Regions from separate parts of the Homo sapiens genome. Here region 2 is linked to region 1. A link is a loop called in an ENCODE intact Hi-C map of the cell type or tissue named here. Cell type or tissue: heart right ventricle. All regions are shown on one strand.

Region 1 (8,000 bases):
TCAGCCCAAAATCTCATTAAGCTGATAAGCAACTTCAGCAAAGTCTCAGGATACAAAATCAATGTACAAAAATCACAAGCATTCTTACACAACAATCACAGACAAACAGCCAAATCATGAGTGAACTCCCATTCACAATTGCTTCAAAGAGAATAAAATACTTACGAATCCAACTTACAAGGGACGTGAAGGACCTCTTCAAGGAGAACTACAAACCACTGCTCAATGAAATAAAAGAGTATACAAACGAATGGAAGAACATTCCATGCTCATGGGTAGGAAGAATCAATATCGTGAAAATGGCCATACTGCCCAAGGTAATTTATAGATTCAATGCCATCCCCATCAAGCTACCAATGACTTTCTTCACAAATTGGAAAAAAACTACTTTAAAGTTCATATGGAACCAAAAAAGAGGCCGCATTGCCAAGTCAATCCTAAGCCAAAAAGAACAAAGCTGGAGGCATCACGCTACCGGACTTCAAACTATACTACAAGGCTACAGTAACCAAAACAGCATGGTACTGGTACCAAAACAGAAATATAGATCAATGGAACAGAACAGAGCCCTCAGAAATAATGCCGCATACCTACAACTATCTGATCTTTGACAAACCTGAGAAAAACAAGCATTGGGGAAAGGATTCCCTATTTAATAAATGGTGCTGGGAAAACTGGCTAGCCATATGTAGAAAGCTGAAACTGGATCCCTTCCTTACACCTTATACAAAAATTAATTCAAGATGGATTAAAGACTTACATGTTAGACCTAAAACCATAAAAACCCTATAAGAAAACCTAGGCATTACCATTCAGAACATAGGCATGGGCAAGGACTTCATGTCTAAAACACCAAAAGCAATGGCAACAAAAGCCAAAATTGACAAATGGGATCTAATTAAACTAAAGAGCTTCTGCACAGCAAAAGAAACTACCATCAGAGTGAACAGGCAACCTACAGAATGGGAGAAAATTTTCGCAACCTACTCATCTGACAAAGGGCTAATATCCAGAATCTACAATGAACTCAAACAAATTTACAAGAAAAAAACAACCCCATCAAAAAGTGGGCAAAGGATATGAACAGACACTTCTCAAAAGAAGACATTTATGCAGCCAAAAGACACATGAAAAAATGCTCATCATCGCTGGCCATCAGAGAAATGCAAATCAAAACCACAATGAGATACCATCTCACACCAGTTAGAATGGCAATCATTAAAAAGTCAGGAAACAAAAGGTGCTGGATGTGGAGAAATAGGAACACTTTTACACTGTTGGTGGGACTGTAAACTAATTCAACCATTGTGGAAGTCAGTGTGGCGATTCCTCAGGGATCTAGAACTAGAAATACCATTTGACCCAGCCATCCCATTACTGGGTATATACCCAAAGGACTATAAATCATGCTGCTATAAAGACACATGCACACATATGTTTATTGTGGCACTATTCACAATAGCAAAGACTTGGAACCAACCCGAATGTCCAACAAAGATAGACTGGATTAAGAAAATGTGGCACATATACACCATGGAATACTATGCAGCCATAAAAAATGATGAGTTCATGTCCTTTGTAGGGACATGGATGAAACTGGAAATCATCATTCTCGGTAAACTATCGCAAGGACAAAAAACCAAACACCACATGTTCTCACTCATAGATAGGAATTGAACAATGAGAACACATGGACACAGGAAGGGGAACATCACACTCTGGGGACTGTTGTGGGGTGGGGGGAGGGGGGAGGGATAGCATTAGGAGATATAGCTAATGCTAAATGACGAGTTAATGGGTGCAGCACACCAGCATGGCACATGTATACATATGTAACTAACCTGAACATTGTGCACATGTACCCTAAAACTTAAATAATAAAAAAAAAGCATCCAACAACTTGGGAGAACTCAATTTCCCCTTGAGATACTTTATTTGAAAAAACAAAAAGAAAACCTATATAGTGCTTAATACATGCCAGACAGCATACTAAGCCCTTCACAAATACTATGTAATATCTAAATGGCTTAAATATACAACACTAGGATGGTCAAATCTTGTTATCAAATATCAACAAATATTTAAATTAAGAAAATAACAGGCCGGGCACGGTGGCCTGTAATCCCAGCACTTTGGGAGGCCGAGGCGGGCGGATCACGAGGTCAGGAGATCGAGACCACGGTGAAACCCCATCTCTACTGAAAATACAAAAAGTTAGCCGGGCGCAGTGGCGGGCGCCTGTAGTCCCAGCTACTCAGGAGGCTGAGGCAGGAGAATGGCGTGAACACAGCAGGCAGAGCTTGCGGTGAGCCGAGATTGCGCCACCGCACTCCAGCCTGGGCAACACAGCGAGACTGTCTCAAAAAGAAAAAAAGAAAATAACAATAGAGGAGGCACCCAGATATGCCCCAAAAGGTGTTGACATTCGTCATCTACCATCTCTTATACAGTCTCTCTGAGGCAGTAATGATCTAAGACCCTTGGCAACTGCATCTTCTGTGATGTAAAGACTAAATCTGCTCACATCAGTAATCCCAGCACTTTGGGAGGCCGAGGTGGGCAGATCACCTGAGGTCAGGAGTTGGAGACCAGCCTGGCCAACGTGGTGAAACCCTATCTCCACTAAAAATACAAAAAAATCAGCTAGGCATGGTGGTGTGTGCCTGTAATTCCAACTACTTGGGAGGCTCAGGCAAGAGAATCGCTTGATCTCGGGAGGCGGAGTTTGCAGTGAGCCGAGACTGCGCCACTGCACTCTAGCCTGGGCAACAGAACCGGGCTCCATCTCAAAAAAAAAGACTAAATCTGAACATAAATGTGAAGTAAACCCTTGCCCTTTAATCCTAGCAGGTGCACTCCTATCTTTAAAAAAGAATAAAATGCACAGCTGTGAATAGGATGTTTTAATGCCACAGGCAACTGGGTTTCTCAATATTAACCTGTACCGAAGTCCAGGATCTGGGAGAACGTGGTCCTCTGGTCCTGTCCCGTTCTCCAGGCTTCCGAGGGGGGCATCTGTGCAGAGAGAGCAATCACAGAAAGAGGTCACTTTTCTCACTACATGTTCTCCATAAGACAAAGACACAATGCAGACATTGGCTCATCTGCTACATCACTTGACTAAGAAATTTTTCTCCATCTCTCCTGCAAGCTGGATTTTAATCAGCTGTTTCCTGTTGTTCAGAGATAATCTCAGACTTGGCATCAGTCACTGTAGAAGCAGAAAGCCCTATACTTGGCCGGGCATGGCGGCTCACTCCTGTAATCCCAGCACTTTGGGAGGTGGATCACCTGAGGTCAGGAGTTCGAGACCGGCCTGGCCAACATGGTGAAACCCCATCTCTACTAAAAATACAAAAATTAGCTGGGCGTGTTGGTGCACGACTGTAATCCCAACTACTCGGGAGGCTGAGGCAGGAGAATCGCTTGAACCCTGGAGGTAGAGGTTGCAGTGAGCCGAGATCGTGCCATTGCACTCCAGCCTGGGCAACAAGAGCGAAGCTCCATTAAAAATTTTTTTTTAAAAGCCCTATACTTCCCCTTAACCTGTGACTTTTTTTTTTTTTTTTTTTTTGAGACAGGGTCTCACTGTGTCACCCAGGCTGAGATGGAGTGCAGTGGTGGTGTGTGATCACGGCTCACTGCAGCTTCAACCTCCCAGGCTCCAGTGGTCCTCCCACCTCAGCCTCTCAAGTACCTGGGAGGGACTACAGGTGTGTGCCACCATGCCGAGCTAATTTATTTTTTATTTTTTTTTGTAGAGATGGGGGTCCCACTATGTTGCCCAGGCTGGTCTCAAACTCCTGGGCTCAAGCAATCCTTCCGCCCTGGCCTCCCAAAGTGCTGGGATTACAGATGTGAGCAACTGTGCCTGGCCTGTGACATTTTCGACCTTGAGCCACCTGGAATTATGCATGAAGTCCATATTCAGAACCAGGGCCAGAAACCGGGTATAATGAATCAGCTTGCTGTTAAGACAAAACTGCTCCTGCTTGTAGTGCCTTGAATCAGACAGTAGAGGGCAGCATGGTCTAATTCCTGACAATGTCTGCGGCTTTCTAAAAAGGCCAATTTTCCCTGCATTAAGTGCATTTAGGAAAGGCATTCACAAGAGCTGGGGCCATAAGTAGTCTCTGGAACTAACGGGCTAGGGACCTGAACAATTTTCATAAATGCTCAAGTCTCCTTCCAGGAAAACATGCAAATCCATAAGCCTTGGGCTGCATGGTGACATTAAGGCCAGTATCACCCAGGAGAAACCTTGCTCACTCAAGAAACTTCTTGGGCCAGGCGCGGTGGCTCACGCCTGTAATCCCACCACTTTGGGAAGCCAAGGCAGGTGGATTACTTGAGGTCAGGAGTTCGAGACCAGCCTGGCTAACATGGCAAAACCCCGTCTCTACTAAAAATACAAAAATTAGCTGTGCGAGGTAGTGCACGCCTGTAATCCCAGCTACTTGGAAAACTGAGGTGGAAGAATTGCTTGAACCCAGAAGGTGGAGGTTGCAGTGAGCTGAGATTACGTCACTGCACTCCAGCCTGGGAGACAGAGTGAGACTCCGTCTCAAAAAGAGAAAAAGAAAAAGAAACTTATTAGTGAATGACCACTATGGAACCAGCCGTGCATCGGGGACAAGGAACATGGTGCTGGAGAGAGCACGCCTCGGTGCCTTCCTCATCCATCCTCCATGCCATTCCCTCCATCTTTGCTTGGCTTACTCAAGGTGCCCCAAGAACCCCCAGCTCTGTAGGGGCTGAACTTCAGGGAAACTTACCAGGAAAAAAAAAATTGTTTTAACCTTTTCTTCTACCTTGCTGTCTCCATCAAGTTATTTACTGACTCCAAATTCTCAAGAAGTTCAAGTCCACTTCCCCTCCCGCTTTTTTTAGAGGCAGGGTTTTCCTGTCACCCAGGCTGGAGAGCAGTGGCACGATTATAGCTCACTGCAGCCTCAAACTCCTGGACTCAAGAGAGCCTCCCACCTCAGCCTCCTGAGTAGCTAGGACTGCAGGCATGCACCCTCATGACTGGCCTGCTTATTTATTTATTTATTTATTTATTTATTTATTTATTTATTTATTTATTTATTTTAGAGACACGGTCTCACTATGTTGCCCAGACCAGTCTCAAACTCCTGGCCTCAAGCAATCCTCCTGCCTCAGACTCCCGAATGTTACATCTTAACGCATGTAAAACTCAATGAGAATGCTCAGTGAGGGTGGCATCAACTCACCCCATAACAGATCCTGGCTACCTCGGGCATTCATCCTCCCACCTGGTCAACTGGAATGGCCCAAGGAACCCCTCCCTCAGCCCCCACCCCACCATCCCCTCCTACTTGGCGCTCCCCTCTCTCAACCTTCCCAACACTAATCTCCGGCCCTCCTCCCCACCATCTTTTCTCTGATTCCTGAGTGAAGGTGGCCCTGAATCATGGCCCCAAGGCCCTCTGTCACCCTCGGCACATCTGGCAAGGTCTTGGCTACAGTTCTCACCTCCGTGAAGACGACAGTGCTCAAGCCCTCACCTCTAGCCCAGACCTGTCTTGAATCTCAGTCCCACATCTCTAACTGCCTTCTAGAAAACTCTACTGGGATACCCCGCTGTGCCTACCAACAGATCCTGACCCTCACAACCCCATCTTATGTCGCACTAGGCTGTAAGCTCACAAGAGCACGGCACCCACCCTCCATCCCATCACAGAGCCAGGGGGATCCAAGACTGCTCAGTGCCCCCAAAATGACCTCCTCCTCTTGGCTCACAAGTCGTGTCCACTGCCCCGTGGTCCAAAGGCTCCATACCATCTAAGAGGCCTTCTACAGCAGACGCCCCAGTTCCCTGTCATCCTTGCTAATCTAACTCATGCAGAGTCAGACTACATTCCCTGAAGCAAAGACAGGGACTCAACATGCAGAGTGGAAATCCACAGCTGGGGCAAAGGCATGGACCCACCCAGCCTTCAATGAGAGCGCTCAGTGAGGATACAATGTCCACACGGTCCCAGGTGATTGCCCACGGGCCCCTTCACGATGCACAACCGCGAATGGCTTGTACTTGTTGTGGGCCTGACGCTCTGGGGTGCACACAGCATAGACCGTCTCATCCTTAAGGCCCCCAAGACAGATACCATTATCTAATTTTACGGATGAGGAAATGGATCCCGAAAATTTAAGCAACTTGTTCAAGATCACAGAACTAACAAGTGCAAAGGTTTGAACCCTGGTCCGTCCAATGGCAGAGCTGAGCCTGTACCCACTTTAGCATACAGGCCTGCATCCAGTGATCCAGTGGGAAGACTGAATAAAGAAAACCAGGAACCCCAAACAGCACACAACCCGTATAAGCTGACTGGGAAGCACAACCAGGGCAGTGTCCGCCCAGCCACCGCAACACTGACAACCAAAACAGTAAAACTGCCCACTAAGAGCTAAGTGCTAAAACCAATCACATCAGATTATGGCAGAGCCACCACAGTCTGTCCTCAACCTCAACAAACAACTTCCAAGATCCAACGTGAGGACAAGGAGAAATAGAACTTTAGACTTGATGGGGAAACAAAGGGTTTGAGGACCCAAGGTTTCAAAGGAACCTAAGAAAGCCCTTGGAAATTGTGCATTTCCTAAAACCCAATACTAAACACAGGACCCTCAATGAAGGGATGAGCAGTCATATCACCTTGTACTGACAGGTGATTTTTCACCCGTTTACTATTCCCACTCAAAATAAACCTGGGTAGCTCTCCCTTCCTTGCAACTGGAAAGCAATGCTGGTGAATTTGCTTTGCTCAGGTATAGACACCACATACTCCCAGAGGAACCACGCATGGTCCCCAGTCCTCATTTGCTTGTCTGGGGTCTCCTCTTGCAACCTGGGGTGCTGTCCCCTTCTGTGAATGGCTCTGTCACCCAAGAAAAGCAACTCCAAAACTCCTCCCTAAACCACAGAGTTATCTCTTCCAAGATTCAAGAGAACTCCTTTCAGGGTTCCCCCTTCTTTGCTCCTTTCTCCCTCCCAACACTCAGCTGCAGAAAGCATCCTCTCCCAGCCAGTGCCTTTGCCTTCTCTAACTATCCCCACTGTCAGTGACTGCAAAGGCACCAGCGTGTTCAAAGATGACAAAAGTCTCCTAAGGTGAGGAGCCCTCCATGTGGGAAGTCTCCATTAAAAGACGAAGTGGCTCCAGAATGAGAGGGAATGTCAGAATATCTCTAAGGAAGGAAGATGTCCCTCAGAAGGGACAAAAGGCAGAAACAGAGCAAAAGGAATGGAGTCTCAGGAGAAATGGTGGCGGTGGCCACCTGGGCAGGCAGGCAGAGTCTTGGCACCAGTCGGCCCCACACCTCCCATGGAAATGGGGCATCAGGACAGAAGGGACTTGATGCAACCTGGCGTCCCAATCAGGCTACCCATTCCCCTGGCTCTGAGTCCAACATCCTGACACAGTCCTGGAATAATGTTTCTCCCTATGCCATGTCCTGCCCCTGTGCGCAGCCCCTGGGCTGTCCCAGCTCACAAGCCCCCTGACAGCATCGTTACTGCAGAGAAGGGAAATGCTGGCTGACGCCGGCACACGTCATCTCCAGAGAGTGCATTCGACATCAGCTGGAGCTCGGGTCCCATCAGCAGTGAGAAGATGGAGCTGACTCTGCGAGCTGACAGCCGGGTGTGGGACCACAGGAAATCTGCAAGGACTCTAGAGGCTGATGGGGAGCTACGTTCCCTGGACACACTTGCTACAGAAAGCCCAGAAGAGCAGGAAGAGCTCTGGGTTCTCTAAGACCAAAGCCCAACATGCACGAAAAAGGAGACCCGGATGTCTGATGGTTCAGGAGGCCCAGCTAAGCGGCAAAGGAGCTGACCCGGATGTCTGATGGTTCAGGGGGCCCAGCTAAGCGGCAAAGGAGCTGCCAAAACAATCAGACCACCTACTGCAAGCACCTCACGGTTCCACAATAATTCAAGAACCCAACTACAAGACCCCTCCATGGGGAACGGGACA
Region 2 (8,000 bases), 200 kb after region 1:
CCTAAAAGCTAACTTGGCTTTAAAAAAAAAAAAAAAAAAAAAAAAAAAAAAGCTAACTTGGCTTTTAGGTTTTCCACAAGACCCAATGGGTTTTGTATCCTTTCAGTCCACAGGATTACTACCAGAAGGACGTGTTCACTGCACTGTAGTCAGTGGTGATTGCTGTGCCTTTTCACAGTTACTTAAGGATAGGTTTTGGGATTTTTTTTTTTAGCAGCTTTATTGAGATACAATTTCCATAATATGAAATTGACCTGTTTTAAGTATGTAATTCAATGAATTTTAGTATGTTTACAGAATTGTACAACCATCACCATATACTAATATTAGAACATTTAGAACACCTAAAAAGAAACCTTACACCTGTTCATAATCACCCCTTATTCCCACCTCCACCCCAGGCAACCATTTTTCAATTTGTCTTTTATAGACACTCCATAAATAGAATTATAAATTATGTGGTCCTTTGTCTAGTTTATTTTACTTAGTGTGATTTTGAGGTTCAACCATGTAACATGTTATTTATTCCTTTGTATCACTGAATAGTACTCCACTGGGTGGATATTCCACAAATACGGATATTCCCTTTTCTTATTTTTAATCCAAAGAGGTTTTTTGGCCCAGTGTGGTGGCTCACCCCTGTAATCCCAGCACTTTGGGAGGCCGAGGCAGGCGGATCACCTGAGGCCAAGAGTTCAAGACCAGCCTGGCCAACATGGTGAAACCCTGCCTCTACTAAAAATATAAAAATTAGAATGGGCATGGTGGCAAGCACCTATACTCCCAGCTACTCAGGAGGCTGAGGCAGGAGAATCACTTGAACCCAGAAGGAGGAGGTTGCAGTCAGCTGAAGTCGCACCACTGCACTCCAGCCTGGGTGACAGAGTAAGACTCTGTCTTTATGCAGTGGCTCATGCCTGTAATCCCAGCACTTTGGGAGGCTGAGGCGGGTGGATCACCTGAGGTCAGGAGTTCAAGACCAGCCTGGCCAACATGGTGAAATCCCGTCTCAACTAAAAATACAAAAATTAGCTGGGCGTGGTGGCAGGCATCTGTATCTCAGCTACTGGGGAGGATGAGGCAGGAGAATTGTTTGGGGGGTACGGGGGGAGATAGGTTTTTGATACAGGGAACCATCTCTTTACCAGCCCCCCCAAATAAGACCCTCTTATTAAGACTACCTAAATAGAAGTATCATGGGTTTGGCAGTAAAGCTAGTTAATTAGTAACTTACATTGTAAAAAATATTTTTGTGATTTAAAATAATAAGTTTTAATATCTTATATAGACTTGCTGTTAACTACTGAAAGATTTTTTTAAAATTTCATTTCTAGGTAAGACCATTGCAATTGGAAAAGTTCTGAAACTGGTTCCAGAGAAAGACTAAGCATTTTCTTGATGACCCTGCACAATACTGTGAGGAAAATTGACTGCAGAAGCCTACTTCACACCGCCTTCTCTTATTTTCTGCCCATTGATAAACCTCTCCCCATATTTTGCAAAGAGGAAATTCACAGCAAAAGTCCACATTATGTCAGCTTTCTCATATTGAGAGCTCTGCTATGCCACTGTTGAATTTTTCCCAAGATTCCTGTCCCTAGCCCTCACTTCAAACTCTGCTTCCTTGGACAGATTTGGCAATAGCTTTGTAAGTGATGTGGACATAATTGCCTACAATAATGAAAACCTACAGGAATTTTTTTATTTTTCATTTTCCCCTTAGGCATATTTAGTATTTTTCCCCCAGGCAGATCATTCTGAGTGTGCGAGTGTGTGTGCACATGTTACAAAGGCAACTACCATGTTAATAAAATATTCAATTTGAAATCCTTTTCGGTATTTGAATTGCTTTTGAATAATGTTTTTTATCTGGATGTAACATTGTTGCATTAGCTTTTTAACTTTCCCAAGTAATTGAATACATTTTATTACTTGGACTTTTATAAACTCTTTCCCTACCCACTATAAATGAGACATTCACAGCGTTCAAGTTTGTATTAAAGGAAAGGATTAGTTTGACCCCTTCTTTTGATGGTTAATGCATACATGCAGTTAAATCCCTTTATGCAAATGTGACACTGCTTTACTAGGTCTTTTAGTTATTTATTTATTTTTTTTTTTTTTGCCAATTTATATTGTAACATGATTTCTTGAACACAGTAAGTTGTTTTAAAATAAAAGAACAGCATACTGTAGTTTTTATAAGTAAAGCGTAATGAAATTGTACCCCTAGAGAAAATTCCATTAACTTGTTAAATTAGTGGAATTAACAACAAATAAAGCATGTTTGAGACCTGGCAAAAATTCCTCTGGTAGTATTTATAAATAGAGCTGCATGCCTCTAGTATGAAAACCGTATCAGTTGCAAGTGCCACTTCTACAAGTTACTCAGTTTACTCTTTGTATCAGTAACTTTAAAGGTTGGATGATCCTTGCTGGTTAAAGCTAAATCTCAACCTAGCAACTAAATGAAAATATTTAGAATCATCAGAATCTGAACAGACTAAAATTATCAGCGATAAGCAGAATCAAGCAGGGTATAAGTTTTATCTCAATTATTTGAAATTGACTGAGTTTTCTTAAGTGTAAAGCTGAAATTTGCTAACCATGTTTTTGATGAACCACAGTGCAGCATTGTGTGGGTTTTAGATTGAATGACTCTCTGCTATAATTATCATGACTTTGAAATTTTTCATGAGAATAAATGAGGAATGGAGGCAATTTGTGGGTTTATCCAAAGCCCCCTTGATGTTGAGTGTTGCCATTGATCAAAGATAGCCTCTTTTAGATTGTGATTTCTCTCTAAATAAGATACTTTGTATATTTAATGACAAGTCTCTTCCCTATAATTTTGCTCCTCAGAAAAGAAAAGCCTAGACAGACTGTATTTCCAGTCACAGAACATAAAACTTAATCTAATGGGTGTTTTGTTTTGTTTTGAGACAGAGGCTCACTCTGTCACCTAGGCTGGAGTGCAGTGGCTCGATCTCAGCTCACTGCAGCCTCCACCTCCCGGATTCAAGCAATTTCCTGCCTCAGCCTCTTGAGTAGCTGGGATTACAGGAGCCCTCCACGAGGCCCAGTTAATTTTTGTATCTTTAGTGGAGACGAGGTTTCCCCCTATTGGTCAGGCTGGTCTCAAACTTCTGACCTCAAGTGATCCACTCGCCTCAGCCTCTCAAAAGTGCTGGGATTACAGGCATGAGGCGCCGCACTTGGCCTAGTGTTTTCTTAACTGTGAAATTCCCATTCATTTCTTGAATGAGGCTACATCTTATGGACAGAGCAAAGTTATTGTCCTACAGATTCTTAAAACTATAATTATGGCTATTGCATGAAATTTAAATAGATTTTATTATGTCTGCAAATCTCTGGGCTTTTATTTTTCTGGAAAATATAGGAGCTTTAATCAAAACATAATAGTTCTTTTTGTAATTCCATGTTAATAAAAACAAATACTAGCAATTGCTTGAATTTTAATGAATATTTAAAAGTTCAAGAGCCACGGAAATCACTTCCAGAGATAAGAGTTCCCTTTCTAAATAGAACACATTTTTAAAAAATAAGTTATGTTTGCTACTAAAACATTTACACTGTTAGACTATTATGTGCATGTTGCCAAGACTCTTAAGTAACTTGGATATCAACTGTGAAGGGCCTACCTCTAAAAAGTAACAGGTCATACAAATACAAATGTAACTGTAAAAATTCCACTGGATTCTTGCATATTTGCAAGATTAGATTATTCAAAAGAAATTTCAGTGCTAAAATTAACCAGCAACATAAGTTCTATGGGCTTTGAAAATTGTTCTCATCTTTTTAAAGTTGATGCATTTTCAATCCTGCTTACACAGGCTGTTCATTTGGATAAGTAAATAAAATGTCTAAGGTGAACTTGGCATTATGTGGAGATGTTGGACCGTTATAGAGCAATACAAATTCCTATGCTGTCATTCTGTTTTCTGCAAATGCAAACGTGCTTATATGGTCAACAGTGCAAAAATAGGGTAGTTGGCTGCATATTTAGGGTATTACCTAAGCATTTGTTCTCTAACGTTGCTCTACTAGAATGATTTTTTTCTTGCATCTTTTCACATTAATGATGTTCTTTATATAACTTTCATGCGATTATTTAGTTTTTTAAATTAATAAAGTGAATTTAAGAAATATTGAAATAAACATCTAAGTAATTGCCATTTTAAACCCTTGTTTCTTACTGTGGGAGAGGGGGAAATACAGCACTCATTTCTTGTTTTTAATTTGCAGAAGTAAGTGAAAATCTATGTAAAATCAAACCAAAAGAGTTGGACTGAGTGTGTATTGTCTTGAGATTAAGTGACAAATAGTAAAGTGTTACTGAGTAATTAAGCCCATGTATTTTTTTTTTGTGAGTTGAAAATCTTTGAAATATGTGATAACCGAATGTCAAAAGTTCCTAAACTCTAACAGTGCAGGTTGTTCACTGTAACGAGGTAACTCATATTTGCTGGTTACATAAACTACAAGTACTGCTCTCACAATATGGGACTTTGAACTGTGATGTAGTTCAACAGTTGCCGGCATCCTCTCAGCTGATACGCTGCGAATATTTTGGGTTAGACTTGCAGCCAGATGCAGTTTTGCAACCCAAGAAAAAAGTTGAACCTATGATCAAAAACTGCTCCCAAGATGAACCTGGAAAAAAATCAGCTAAGCTCCCTTGGCGATCTGCAGGAACACTAGTAATGACTGGAATTACTCCGTGATCTTTGATGACTATTACACATAACAGCACTCTAGCACCTTTTCTTACTGGCATGGACTTCCTCATGGACTGCTACTTCATGGATGATAGCTTCATTGCTTTGGGTAGGGATTTAAGGTAGTCAAGGGGAAAATACGCAGTTTTATTACAGGTCTTAACATCAGGCAACTTTCAACTTTAAAACCCTTTGTGAAAAATGTGGTTATAGCACTATAGCTCTGATTTTAGGATGGTTAAATGTTATATTCATTGTTGGCTTACCTTATCAAACTGTGCCATTAATCCTTTCACAGACATAGGTAAGGAAGAGAACAACCAGTGGATTCAGGGGACAATTATCTATCTCCAAATAATAGGCTTTTATTTCTTGCAGCTAACTTTTTCAGTGATTCTAGCAGATGCCATCTAGTACATCCTTGATCTTGTTTCTTTCGTGAGAGATCTCGCCATGGCAGCATCTTGTTAAGTAAGTGTAATTGCACATGCACAAAAGACTTAACTAGCTTTACATTTAGCAGTCAGTTGGTTAGATTAGGTTTCATAGTAAATGAATAGGAATAGAAAGAATAGGAAGTGTTTTTATTTTCCAGTAGTAATTCCGTGGATTCCATTTGACCCAGTTTACTATCAGTTCAGTTCAGGTAGATTTGGTTCAACTTTTGGTGGTTTTTGGCTCTAGGATATTCTTGACTTTAATATCCTAGAACTTACTGAGTCTTCCCTTCAATAAATACACTTCTCACATACCTCTAATCCTATGCTTCCTTGAAACAATAATGCTAGCTGAGTTGTTTACTAAGGATTATTATAAGGGCCTGAAGGTGTGGGAGTGGAGATTAATTAAAACCTTTATGTTCTCCAATATAAGGGAAAAGCAGGTTGGTACTACTTCTGATTAGGCAGAAAACACCAGGATTCCTTAAGTGATCCTTGAAATGGTTATTGTTTTCTGCCTTGTCACATTTGCCACTGTGCCCTTTAAAACGATGTGGAAACCTCAGGTTTGTGGACAGCACAGGTGGAATGACATCTTGTGCTTCCTGAGGCTCCCCTCTACCAGGCACATTAGCTTAGTGCTTCAGATGTCAGCCCAAGTCCTTGTTACCTCCTTTTCCTGCTGCCCAGGGAAGAGTGTGTGTGCTGGAGCTGGAGCGCTTGCACTCTTCAGGTGACTATTCTCACCTCCATTTCCTCCACATGCATTAGGTGAAACTGAGGTCTAAGCCTCCTGCAAGGTCTACATTTTAAGGACTCACACATCAGGCTCTCAGAAATGTACACAGGTATTAGTTCTGTTTGTTCTAAAGGAAATGTGGGTATCTCTCAGGCCAGGACTTAGTGACTAGTTTTCGCTAGACAGCAGGTTAATACCTAGATCTCATTTAAAAAAAAAAAAAAAAAACAGGATTAAAGGGAACTGATCAGGTTTGTTGAGTTTTTTAGCCTAATTCCAAAGCATGGAAGAGTGCTCTAGGTAGGAAAGAAAGCTTTTTCTTACGATTTGTAGCTACCTACTGTGCCTGACTTGGTGCCTGTGTGAGGATTAAGCCCTTAGTCTGCTCTTGCAATTATTCAAATGACAAATTAAATTTGCTTTTGTAATAACAATAAAAGTTGTCATCTTCCCTTTTGAAGGATTTGTCGTTTGTAATTACCTGTGTTGTAACAAGCAAAAACCATGCCCTTTTTTGTACAATCCTTTTATTTTTGTATCAGGTACTGGAACCATCTACCAAAAGGTTTGTTGGATGGATCTAATAAGCTCTGTCACATAAGGGATTCACAAACGTCATCTGCTTGCATATGGCATGCAAGTCTTTTGTATAATGTATACGACAACCTTAGGAAACAAAAATAAGAACCCTATAGGAAGTTAGGGATGCTGAATAATAAATAACTAGATCACAGTTATGTGGTTTTATGTGAACAGTAGAGTTGGGGGAAACGTCAATTATTATTAGAACTATGAACCTCTACATTCAGGATTTTTAATAAAGATCAAGAGACCAAATAGTGCTTGCCCTTTTCATTCAATGTGCAAGGGCAAGAAGAAGTTAATGATAAAGGTAACATACACAGTGGCTACTTGAATGACAGCAGTTCATTCCTGTGTACTAAGTTCCTGTTTGAACTGTCTTTAGGTGAATCGCTTTGAGGTTTTGGCAGTCAGCCTCTAGGTATTTGGCATTAAACCAATCATAGCTTAAAACTTGGGACCAAGCTTGCTATTAAAGTAGGGGTTCAGGCCAGGCACGGTGACTCATGCCTGTAATCCCAGCACTTTGGGAGGCTGAGGCGGGCAGATCACTTGAGGTCAGGAGTTCCAGACCAGCCTGGCCAACGTGGTGAAACCCAGTCTCTGCTAAAAAACACAAAAATTAGCTGGGCGTGGAGGCGTGTGCCTGTAATGCCAGCACTTTTTGGGAGGCCGAGGTGGGTGGATCACGGTGTCAGGAGATCGAGACCATCCTGGCTAACACGGTGAAACCCCGTCTCTACTAAAAATACAAAAAATTAGCCGGGCGTGGCCTGTAGTCCCAGCTACTTGGGAGGCTGAGGCAGGACAATGGCGTGAACCTGGGAGGCGGAGCCTGCAGTGAGCCGAGATTGCGCCACAGCACTCCAGCCTGGGCGACAGAGTGAGACTCCGTCTCAAAAAAAAAAAAAAAAAAAAAAGAGATCGAGACCATCCTGGCCAATATAGTGAAACCCCATCTCTACTAAAAATACAAAAATTAGCTGAGTGTGGTGGCGTGCGCCTGTAATCCCAGCTACTTGGGAGGCTGAGGCAGGAGAATCACTTGAACCCGGGAGGCAGAGGTTGCAGTGAGCTGAGATCGTGCCACTGCACTCCAGCCTGTTAACAGTCTTTAAAAAAAAAAAATGAAATTTGCTAGATGCAGTGGCACAAACCTGTAGTCCCAGCTACTCCTGAGTTGGCAAGATCACCTGAGCCTAGGAGTTGGAGGCTGCAGTGGGTTATGGTTACACGTGTGAATTGCCACTGCACTCTAGCCTGGGCAACATAGTGAGATGCTGTCTTTTTTTTTTTTTTTTTAAGTGAAATTCTTGTTACTGTCAATCTTTCCTTCAAATTGTTTCTGAAGGCTTTGTGCACCCACATTACTTGCAAGAAATATTTTCGTATGTTTTCTGCTAGGAATAAGAGACTGCCTATAACAAGTAAAATTCCTTTAGCTGATGGGTGTACTTTTTGAATTATTTGGAATATGATCCTTCTGTTAAATATTAGGCC

What was found. A loop is a pair of places that touch in the nucleus more often than their neighbours do. Peaks named below come from ENCODE experiments on the same cell type or tissue, not always from the same donor. Only the 100,000 strongest peaks of a DNase experiment are listed, where the experiment ranks them.
Region 2: it touches region 1 in a loop (3-fold over the local background); 16 of 110 quality-filtered maps call a loop at or near these places.

The regions. Positions count from the first base shown.
Region 1 is chr16:12,064,072-12,072,071 of GRCh38, reverse strand. It overlaps SNX29 (sorting nexin 29), which reads right to left. Exons shown (of 21, transcript NM_032167.5): 10 at 2,940-3,015. Among named protein-coding and RNA genes, the nearest start is that of SNX29, 91 kb to the right of the region's middle. RefSeq lists an enhancer at 3,912-4,011 and a silencer at 3,906-4,200. In heart right ventricle, a CTCF peak has its summit at 4,014 (motif pointing right); a DNase peak (open chromatin) is centred at 4,001.
Region 2 is chr16:11,866,506-11,874,505 of GRCh38, reverse strand. It overlaps GSPT1 (G1 to S phase transition 1), which reads left to right. Exons shown (of 15, transcript NM_002094.4): 15 at 1,335-6,378. The coding sequence ends at 1,387. Among named protein-coding and RNA genes, the nearest start is that of RSL1D1, 19 kb to the right of the region's middle. In heart right ventricle, a CTCF peak has its summit at 3,126 (motif pointing left); no DNase peak of the experiment used is centred here; H3K27ac peaks cover 2,317 bases.